Linked DNA regions of Homo sapiens: region 2 is linked to region 1. A link is a contact called in ENCODE Hi-C or POLR2A ChIA-PET data. All regions are on one chromosome and are shown on one strand. Each heading gives the region's core, a stretch centred on a gene start or an enhancer-like site at or near the end of the contact. The rest is flanking DNA. Distances are from core to core; before and after follow the strand shown.

Evidence for each region. A loop is a pair of places that touch in the nucleus more often than their neighbours do. ChIA-PET counts read pairs that join two places held with the same protein, here RNA polymerase II (POLR2A). Pooled maps may share reads with other maps.
Region 2: a loop to region 1 is called in a pooled map, with 2.0 times the contacts of the local background. The contact joins the enhancer-like site here to the promoter of PKNOX2-AS1 in region 1. A Hi-C loop is called at or near these places in 1 of 168 maps with a recorded cell type or tissue (CD4-positive, alpha-beta T cell) and 2 of 50 pooled maps. POLR2A ChIA-PET finds 5 or more read pairs at or near these places in 3 of 52 experiments (AG04450, H1 and HEK293).

The regions. Positions count from the first base shown.
Region 1 is chr11:125,264,312-125,269,682 of GRCh38, forward strand. PKNOX2-AS1 (PKNOX2 antisense RNA 1) reads right to left here and starts at 2,487. Exons shown (of 2, transcript NR_187382.1): 1 at 2,329-2,487. All of the region lies in intron 2 of PKNOX2 (PBX/knotted 1 homeobox 2), which reads left to right.
Region 2 is chr11:125,299,013-125,304,211 of GRCh38, forward strand. The region is part of intron 2 of PKNOX2 (PBX/knotted 1 homeobox 2); the gene reads left to right. Among named protein-coding and RNA genes, the nearest start is that of PKNOX2-AS1, 35 kb to the left of the region's middle. Within about 2 kb of position 2,084, at least 6 of the 41 ENCODE cell types and tissues checked have a DNase peak (open chromatin) inside an H3K27ac peak, as active enhancers do.

The DNA of each region.
Region 1 (5,371 bases), core at 1,237-3,736:
AACTGGATGATGCTAGAGCTCCTTCCCCAGATCCCTTGGAATGCAGCTCAGGCTATGGTGGGCCTGGGGTCCTGGGGAGTTTGTCACTGGAAGGGATTTCATTTTCAGAAAGGAGCCACTTGCAAATTGGGAAACTGAGGTCAGGGATAGTGTCTCTTTAGGCCTAATAACTGCAGGACTGGACGTTAGGGCTGGGACTTGGCTTCCTGAGAGGTCACCTGGTGGTCCCTGCTAAGACCTGGGAGGCGTAGAGCATTCTCGGGTGGGGTGGCGGGGCCGGGGGGCTGCCCAGCTGTCTTGATCTTCTACTCTGTGAAATTATTCCTCACTTTCAAGGGGCCTAGTTCTCCCTTCCCCACCCCCCATTCCTTTTACCCCCATCCCCTGAAAAGGAGGAGACAGATGTCCTTTCTTCCACACATCACAGCTGCAGCCAGACACAATTTCTCTAAGCCCTGGGAACAGGTGTGGAGTAGTTCTAAGCCCCCTAGGGATGTGGGGGACTCGAGAAGGCGGCCGATTTTAGAAGCTGCACGGGTTCCCATCCTCCCCTGGCCCCATCTGTGAAATGGGAGGACTGCTCTAGGTAAGCACTTCCCAGAGTGGGCTCTGGGGGCGTAAAGAAAGTTCCAAAGCTAAGCCAGCTTGGGAAAGCCTGTGTGAACACCTTGTCTTAAAACAGTTACAGGGCTTATGGCCGGGCATGGTGGCTCAAGCCTGTAATCCCAGCACTCTGGGAGGCGAAGGCGGGCAGATCACGAGGTCAGAAGATTGAGACCATCCTGGCTAACACGGTGAAACCCCATCTCTACTAAAAATACAAAAATTAGCCAGGCGTGATGGTGGGCGCCTGTAGTCCCAGCTACTCGGAAGGCTGAGGCAGGAGATTGCCGTGAACCCAGGAAGTGGAGCTTGCAGTGGGCCGAGATCGCACCATTGTACTCCACCCTGAGCAACAGAGCGAGACTCTGTCTCAAAAAAAAAAAAAGTTACAGGGCTCATTACAAGTTTAAAGACTTTAACTTAGGGCTTCCTAAACATGTATGACCAAGGCAAGCTGATTTCCGATTCAATGAACAAACCTCCCTGGCAAACACCGGCCTCTGCAAGAGGTTCCAAGGCCCTTCTCTCTCCGAGGTTCCTCTTCAGCACCCAGGATGCTCACGCCAATTCCTGCCACACACCTGACCCACTCCTCCTTCAGTGGACGCATCCCTGACACTGTTCTCTGCCCCATGGCCTCTGCTGCCGCCTCACCCTGCTGGCTGCTCAGTTGTGCTTGGGTTTTCTCCATCCCAGACCTTCAGAGAGCCTGAACAGAGGCAGGGGCAGTGCGGGGCTGTCACCCGGGTTTCTGAGGGGTCTAAGCCCCTCAGCTCAGCCCCCACCCCAATGGTCCCCAGAGGGTTGCGGGTCATCTGTGGCTTTTCTGCTTCACAGGGTTGGGTAAGGGCTCTAGAGCAAGGAGAGAAGAAAATTCTGGCCACCAAGGATCTCATCAGGAGGATCCTGAAGGGGGGAGCTTAAAGAGGAATAGGCGTTCCTCTCCTCACCGTCTAAACTCTCAGAGTAGTCACACCTCACATTCCGCAACCCTCAAACTTCCCAAAGGCCCTGAGTGTGCATGACACCCGCCCATCAGGAGACAGCTGTGGTGTGGTGGAAAGCGTGTCAGCCATGGAGGAAACCTGGGCCCCCAGCTCCATAACTGGCCAGGTCTCTGCCCCGAGGCAGGTCACTTCACCCCTATGCACACTTACCAAATTTCTCAAAGAAAGGAATAGTTCCTTTCTCACTGGGTTCTCATCAGAGTTGAATGATATGATAAATGTGACAATGGCTGGCTTGGAAGAGTAGCTCAGAAAGCACGAGCAGAGAGGAATTCACCACCTCCTCCCCCGTCAGTGGTAAGATTTCTCTGATTTTAGGAGAGAGAAAACTGAGGCTCAGACAAGTTAAGTCACTTGCCCAAGGTCACACGGCCAGTCACCCCCAGTCCTTTGCCTTCCTGCTTTGCTTCATTTCCAAGAAGATGCCTCTGAGATGGGAGATGTTACACTGACTTTTGGGGGCATTTAGCCAGTGTGATGTCCTTGATTCTTGAACCTTTCATCCTCCCCACTAGTAAAATGCCTGCGAGACAGAGGCTGGAAGACAGCCCTGCTTTTCTGAAGGGGTGGGATTATGGATGTGTGGAGGCAGGAAGGGGGTATTAATTTTTGTGAAAATAACTTTTTAAAAATAAAAGTAGGCTTCTGCAGTAAGACAATCTCATTTCAGTTTGCAAAGAGCTCCTCCCAGTAAGAAGGGAGAACGTTTTCTCCTTACCTCCTCGTTCCTGGCCACGCAGACCCTCGATAGGCCCTGCCACCATGTCCCTCTCACTCTGCGTGTGCAGCCACAGGATGCTGAGCTGCTGTCCTTGAGCCCTTTCCTTACAGCAGCAAAACCAATCCACATGCAAGGTCTGGAGGTCAGGACGGGACTCACGGCTTCTTCCCTACTTCCCACCCAGGTTCTAAAGTCATTTTACTTAGCACAAGGAAATGAGGAAAGAACAGGGGGAAATGAGGAGAAAGAACAAGCATGCCTATCATGCGCTCCACGTTGTGCTAGGGCCTTAGGAATGTGCCTTCGGCAAGCACTATATCTCCCTTTTGATTTTTCTGTGGAAAAATCTCCCTTTTGATTTCTCTGAGACAGAGGCTGTTTAGAGGCCATGAGAGGGAGGGGTTTTGTCCTTGCTATCATTGTCTGTTTCCGTCACCAGCCAAAGCACGGACCCTGATCGGTATCTCCATTTGGCTAACTCACCTTCTCTTCTGCTATGTCCTTTCCTCCCTCCATCATTTGAAAATTTCACAACCTGTGAGGTTGGGAAGCATAGGTAGACGTTTGGTCAAGCTGGAACGACAGTTCTACCAAACTCCTCCCCTTGTGCTCATGTGTGTGTTCCCGTACCCACGTGGATCTAAGTCCTGTCCCGGGATAGTGCTCGTATCTGGAGTGAATGGAAGGGTCAGGAAGGATGTGCTTGTCCTGAAGGCTTGTAGAGGGAGGAGCTATCATGGCAGCCTCTCCTCCTGAGCTCATTCAGGTGTTCCCTCTGCCTGGCTGGGCCATCTCTTTCCTTGCCCTTTCAGTAAGAGGCTGTGGAATTATGTGAGGGAGAGGAAGAAGCTACTGCTTAGAGGGATTCTGCTCTCCAGGCCTTAAGCTGGGGTGCTTTCTAGCTCCGCTCTTCTCGTTTAAAGGGATGGCCTGACTCCAGCAGGTATCTGGAAGTAAAAACAACAAACAACCCCAAACATCTCCCAGCGCCAGACTGATAGCTCAGATTTCTACCACAGGTGAGATTTCCTGCTCATCTTTCTGATGGAGGAAGCCTGTGTGTGTGTGTATGCACGTGTGTGTGTGCATGTGTTGTGCATGTGTGCGCGTGTGTGTGTGCATGTGTGTGTGTGTGTTTTCTCTGCTGATTTATAGGCACTTTTTGGGTTGATAGATCTGTGAGGAAGAGTAGGAATGGAGTCAGGGAATTGTCTTCGATCAGAGGCCTGATGAGAACAAGGCGCTCATCAACACTGTTTAGGAAGGTGTTTTGTGCAGGAATTTGTGGCAAGTGATGGGAGGATGGTAGGGTGTGAGAAGAAGGGGGAAAATGCCACAGTATCTGACAACTTAAAACTCAGGGAGTCACAGAAATGTTGGGGCTTTGAGAAAACTTTGCCAACAACTCTCCTCTGAGGGTCTCTGGCCTGAGGTCACTGAGAATCTCAGGGAAAACAGGAGCAAGGACACAGCGGGCCCTCATGGGAGCAGATGCAGTCCTTTGGCCCACCTGCCCCTCCCTGCTCTCATCTCGGAAAACGTCGGCCCCCAACGCAGACAGGTCACTTGGAAACCAGGGAGTGGGGTTAAAAGCATCTCTCAACCCAATGTTCCCTTCCCCTTTCACATGCAGTATTTTGGGAACCGCGTGCTGTAGAAGCTGCATTGTAACAGTGGAAACATTTTAATTAAATGGGGAGACCTTAGGTCTGTCACATGACCTGGGTGTTCTCCTGTATAAAATGAAGGCTGATAACAGCTCCTTGACCGCTTCACAGGACTCTGGGGTCAAACGTGGCATGGGAAAGTGCTTTGTAAGGGAATTCAGATGTATAAGCTGTTCTTAGTAGGAGAGCAGTTTGCTCACCTGCTTAATGCTGGGGTTGGGGCAGGGCTGAAGCTGGGAGCTGGTGTTGGTGACTTCGGGAAGTTAGCTCTCCCTTGCTTCCAAGTCAATCAATGCTGGCTTTCAGTGATATTATTGAAAGCATATAAAGCTGGTCTGGTTGGCCTTAGAATAAAAGCTTCTGAAGGGCAGGGGGGCCTGGGGCTGTGTGGGACAGAAGTCTCTTGTTTCAAGAAGACATCAGTTCAGTGGTGGTATTCTGCCTGTGCCTGTGAGATCTGGGCTCGGACAAGCACTTTAAACCCACAAGTTGGCTGCATCATCTCTGAGAATTCCGTGACCCTTTCTGGGGTGGGGGCTGAGGAGGCCAGGAAATGGCTTTGGTCCCATTAGTCATTCTGGCGCCAGCAGCCCGACAGCAATGGCTTCTCATAGGGGAGTTGGGGGAGATGCCCATGGCGGGAGGGTGCCATGGGGGTGGGGTGGAGGGCAGGGGGGCTGCTGTTCTCATGCCCCTTTTTACCTAGATGCTGCCAAAGGTGGTCCCTGGAACAGTGACCACAAAGTGTCTCATGGGAGGAAGAAGGATGAAAGAGATGGGAATTCTTGTAAATTTTTAATCTGAAAAATAAAGAAAGTGTGAATTAGAATTAATGCAGGTATTAAATATTTAAACTTTCTGTACTCACTTTCATTTTTAACATATTCCTTCCTCAAAAACCTCGATAACGCTTGTCAGATTTGTTCTCAAGATGTCCCCCTCTCTCCACCTCCCCCTAGGCCCAGCCCCAAAGTGAGACCGCAGGTATTCATCATCCTGATGGAAATGCTCATTTTATTTCTCCTACAGGAACCATCTGATCTCTCTCTTTATATTTATGCTTTCTCTCTGTGGCAGTGTAAATAATTAATGCTGTTACAAACACATCCTATGCAAAATATATATTAGAAAAAATAACTCTTTAATTTGGCATGTCATTTAATTCCATTTTGTAATCATAGCACAGGGGCTACAATTAATGCCAGGGCTGAGGAATCCAGCCTGACTGCTGACACTGGCAGAGGCACGACCAAGTCTCCTAGACTGAGGCCCTCTTGGACTCTCAGCTGTTTCTTCTTTGTGTGCTTTTGGTTGATGGATGGAGATGGTACCCACTGTCCAGGGCGAGGCTGAGAGTGAGTCTGGAAATGAAA
Region 2 (5,199 bases), core at 834-3,333, 34 kb after region 1:
AGGCTGTACAAGCATGGTGCCAGCATCTTCTCGGGTTTGGGGAGGCCTCTGGGAGCTTTTACTCTTGGTGGAAGGCAAAGGGGGAGCAGGCATGTCACCTGGCAAGAGCAGGAGCAAGAGAGATCAGGGAGGTGCCACACACTTTTACACAAGCAGCTCTTGAGTGAACTACCAGAGCAAGAAACTCACTCATTCCCATGGGGAGAGCACCAAGCCGTTCATGAGGAACCCACCTCCACGATCTGAACACCTCCCGCCCAGCCCCACCTCCGACACTGGGGTCACATTTCAGCATGAGATTTGGAGGGGACAAACATCCAAACTAGGTCACACTCTAAACCCAGCTGTAGTCTGAGTGCGTAACTCTGGTTGCCTGCTTCCCCTCCCTGGGCACAAGACGAGGAGCCAGCTACATGAGCCTCTCAGCTGTCTCGGTGGAGAAATGGAGAGCTGACTGAGGCCAGGGAAGGGCGGGGTGACAGAGGAAGCTGTGCTCTGCTGGGCATCAGGAGAGGTGGGTTTGGGCACTGGCAGTGCCACTACTCCTGACCTTAGACAATCCATTAGCATCTCTGAGCCTCAACATACTTGTTGGTTAAATGGGGTTAATTATATCTGCCATGTTGGTCTCAAAGATTGTTGGGAAAAATTAAAGGATGTGGAAGTGTTTCACAAACTGTGCTGGTAGATGCCTGAAGTCGTTTTCCTGGGGTCCTCCTTCTTACCCGATTTGGAGAGGGTGAGCGTTGGGGATATGGCTGGATCCCCTCGCATCCCCCCACCGGGCTGCTCTGCTTTCCTGAGCCTCGGTTCTGAGCCAGAAGCGACCGTGGGGCTTCCCAAAAGCTGTGGAACAAACCAAAAGCAGCCTGGTCTCTTCCCCATCTCACCGTCTGTTTCTGAGACACCCTGTCTGCTGCCCCTCACGACAGGGCTGTGCTTGATAGAAGGTGAGCCTTAGGCCTGTGGGAGGATGACTCTCCTTCTCCACAAATGGTTGGCACATGGTTAGCCCTGGTTGGTTGTCCAGGGGTGGAGTCACCGGCCTGTCAACCAGCATCCTGCACCTGTCTGGCCTTCGGGGCCGTGTGAGCGGTTGGAGAGGGGACCAAGGAGCTGAAATGAGGGCTCCCATCCTGATTTTGGAGTGGCTTCTTTGGAGAGTCTGCTTTTGAAAGAGCAAAGGTGGCCGAGCCTAAGGCTGCAGACTTCTCTTTTTCTACCCTCTTTATCTCTGTTTTGACCCCTCCCTACCAGGCAATGACCACTACTACTACTAATAATAGCAATAGCAGCTGGCAGTTTTTGAATACTGTGCCTGGCACTGTGCTAAACACATTACATGTATTACTCTATTTAATCCTCTCTAGGGATATTAGTATCCCCATTTTACAGATGAGGCCATTGAGGCAGAGAGAGGTTAAGCAGCTTCCCACAGTTCTCCAGCTGGCAAGCAACAGAACCAAGATTTAAGCCCTGGCATTTTGGTTCCCAAGCCCAGGCTCTTAATCACCATTACATGAAAAGGAGGAAAGGTGTGTGCGTGCACAGAGAGAGAGAAAAAGAGAGACAGAGAGACAGAGAGAGACAGAAAGAGAGAGACAGAGACAGAAACAGAGAGAGACAGAGAAACAAAGAGACAGAGAGACAGAGAGAGAGTCGGGTGCAGGAGAGGGGAGGGAGGGAAAGTTGAAAATACCTGCTTCTGAAACTACGTACTGTTTATCCCAATAAACTCTCCCCAGATCCCAACAGGCAGGGCCCTGCATTTTTTCCTCTATAGGGAAACCTGAAAGCTAAGCTTCCAGACTCAGGAAAAGCTACTTGGAGCCAGAACACACTACTTGGCATGTTGCAGGCATTTAATATTTTTTAGATGACTCAGAGGATGGATGGACAAATGAATACACTTCTGGCCTAGGTGTCAGGAGAGGAGGTCTTAAGCTCTAGCGAGATTGCAGTGTGTGGCCCTGGGCAAGTCTTGTGCTCTATCCTCGTCCCCTCCTCCAGGAAATGAAAGTGCTGATAATAGATGCTTATCTCAGCCCCAGGCCAAAATGTGCTGTACAAGTTGAGAATGTGAGCTTGAAGGTGTCACTGGCTCTGCTAACTTCCAGGGCTCTGGGCTGGCTCTGGTTCAGGGAGCGCTGTTTGGAGCTCAGATCAGATGCTGCCAATCCACTGCTGGGACTGCCTAGGAAAGGACTCCAGGCAGTAGGGACAGAAGGACAGACAGAAACTATCTGGGCCCACCCTGGACACCTCAGGTGTTCGAGATCCTCCAGCCCATATGCCCCGGGGGCAACTAAAGCCAGGCTGTCCTTTGCCTTGGATAGGACTCTACCCAAAGACTCTTGGGTAGAGACAGGGCCTCCCAAGCAGGGTAGACTTCTTCTGCTTGCAAGAAAGAGTGTAGTATCTGATTTCACTTCCCACAGCTGGCAGCATCAAATCGATATTTTTCCGTGGTGCAGACAGAGTAAAGAGAGAATAAAGTGTTGAATTGTTTGGCATTATCAAGGATTTCAGCTCCCCAGGACTCCTGCATAAAGAGATGGAAATTTTAGCTGCCAGAGCCAAGAAACACACGCAAGTATATGAATTTGTTACATATTATCTTTCCTTCTTCCAAACAGCCCTGGAAATGTCAAAAGATCATCTATTGTTTCATTAAAAATAAAAAATAAAAAAGAACAGTTTGGGTTTGGTGGACTCAGCTTGGGCACAAGGCAGGTGGTGCCAGGCCAGTGGAGAGGAGACAGAAGTGATTTTCTAGGACAACCTTCCAGAGGCAAAGCCATCTTTCTAATTCTCCCTTTCTGGGTGTTGATTTTGCAGATGTAATTTAAGCCAGGGAAAGCGTGCTCTTATACATTTGCCCAGACTCAGTCATTTTGGCCAACATTTACTAGGCACCTACTGTGTGCAAAGTTCGGGGCATGGTCCCTCTGGAGATCCCAGTGTGTGTTAGCGAGAGCATCGCTGCAAGGAGTTCAGGGCCAGTGCTTGTCTGACTGGGGCTAAGAGTGGCCATGGCATCTCAGACGCAGTTCGCCAGCTGCCTGGAGAATCCTGAGTCCATGGAGGGGCTATGCTGCCTGGAGGAGGTCCAGAGAGGCCTCACAGAGAAGGGGACATCTGGGTGGGGCCTGGAAGGATGAGTGGACTCCCACAGAGGATGGGAGCTGCAGCATCGCAGGCAAAGAGAACAGAGCAGGTGATGTAAATTGAAAGGCCACATTCAGCCTGGACCTAGAAGTTGGGCCTGGAGAGGTGGAGAGGACAGGAGCTTCCTCTCCAGCCATGCACTGACCAGCCATGATCTGACCAGCCCCTGACAATCAAGTGAGTGACTGAGGCCACGTCTAGTCCACGATCTGCTATGCACACTCTCCTCTGATGCTGATGGGTGCAATTTCCCACCTTCGGGCTGCACACTACCCCTCACAGCCTTTAGCCGGCTGGCCCAGCTCACCTGCTGCTGGACTCACAGGCTTCTAGAGAGGAAGCCAGCCTCTGGCTGTCAGGAAGCTCTCGGCCACCCCCATGTACTGGTGGGGCCATGCAGCCAAGGGGATTGAGTCAGGCCCTCCAGAGTATTGGGGGTGTTTAAAACAAGGCTGTCCCCAATCCCACCCTGTTGCCAGGAGTCATCAGCCCCACGTGCATCCCATACCTAACGGGAAAGCAGAGAGCAGGCCCTGCCGCCAGCCCTGAGCACCCAGTTTTGCCTCTTCTGGCTGGACACCCCTCAAAGGGAGGTGCCGTGTTCCCTCCTCCATGCCCTCTCCACGTCTTTTCCCACTACAGCCTCGGAGGGCAGAGAAAAGTCAGGCAATACCTGAGCTGGGAGAATCCTTGGAGGCGGCAGAACCAGCCAGTGCAGTGGTGTGCAGCTCCACCCTAGCTCGCTGCTCCACACAGTGGACCATCTCATGGCTAGTCTGTTCTTCCTTTTGCTTCCTGAGAGCTTAGGGCCCCAGCAGCCCCAGCCCTCTAGAAGGCCAGAAGCCACAGTGCCTCTATTCCTCCATGTCCCCAGGAGCTCTTCTTGCTGTTCCCATGCTGGGTGCTGAGAGCCAGGTGGGAAAATTCCCATCACACAGACCACTGTGTCTCCGTACCCTCCAAAACCTGACCTGCAGCTGGGACCCCAGGCCACAGAAATAAACATAACCTAAATCTCATACTTTTGAATTTTGCTTTTCAATTTTCATAGCCTTTTCACATTTATTTTTCTTATGGCCTCCAACCACCCTGAAGGGATGCAGGCAAGTGTTACGTCACCCTCACTTTTGCAGATGAGCAAACGGGGGTACAGGCTGAGGAATGTGCCTGGGGCCACACAGCTAATTGCTGGCAGAGCCAGCACTGGGCCCAGTCTCCAAGCTTCTGGTCACAGCCCCAGCCCCCCTGCCACATTCCCAGGCAGGCCCCAGGCTCGGGAAAGGATGTGGGGTGCAGGGTGGGTCTGGATACGTGGATGGTGAGCTCTCTGGCGCTGCCTGGGCCTCTTTCCCTGTGGATCAGGGAGTTCAGACTCATGGCCTTGGAGATTCCTGTCAACTCCAAGGTTCCCCGGCTCCATGACTCCATCACACTTGCCCTCCTCCTTATCAGGAAACCCACCCTTCAACATTTCTCTTTCCACTTTTGGGAAATGCTGGCAGAAATGGAGGACAAAGCTGTATCAGCATTGTAGAACTGGAGAAGGAACTGGGCTTACACAGAGGGACAGGCACTAGAAAGTGACATAAAAAAAGAGGGCACTCCCCCTTACCAATGAAGGATGTGTCGTCTAAGGGGAGAGACAGGCTGCCAGGCAGTCCTATGTAGGCTAAGAAAATAGAGGGAGGCTTATGTTTGCATGTCCATTGCAAAACCATCTCCTTCCATCAGCAAACATTCTCTTCTCGGCTTCCCCCAGCTAGATGCATGGCCGGCCTGAGCTAGGAGGCAGTTACTGGGGCTTCCTCTAGGCCAACCTCAAAAGGCTTCTTTAGGAATGCAGGGATGTTGTTGGGATCTGGATGTCACAAGGGACGTGGTTGGCAGGGACCCTCTGATACCCGCAGGGAGCTTGGCCTGATGGATCCGGGAAACACCTCAGGGCCTCCATAGGAAAGGCTGTTGGTGGGGAGGGGGCTGCTTGGAAATGGATCCACTTGGGTAGACACCTAGAAGAGGTGATGTCCTAAA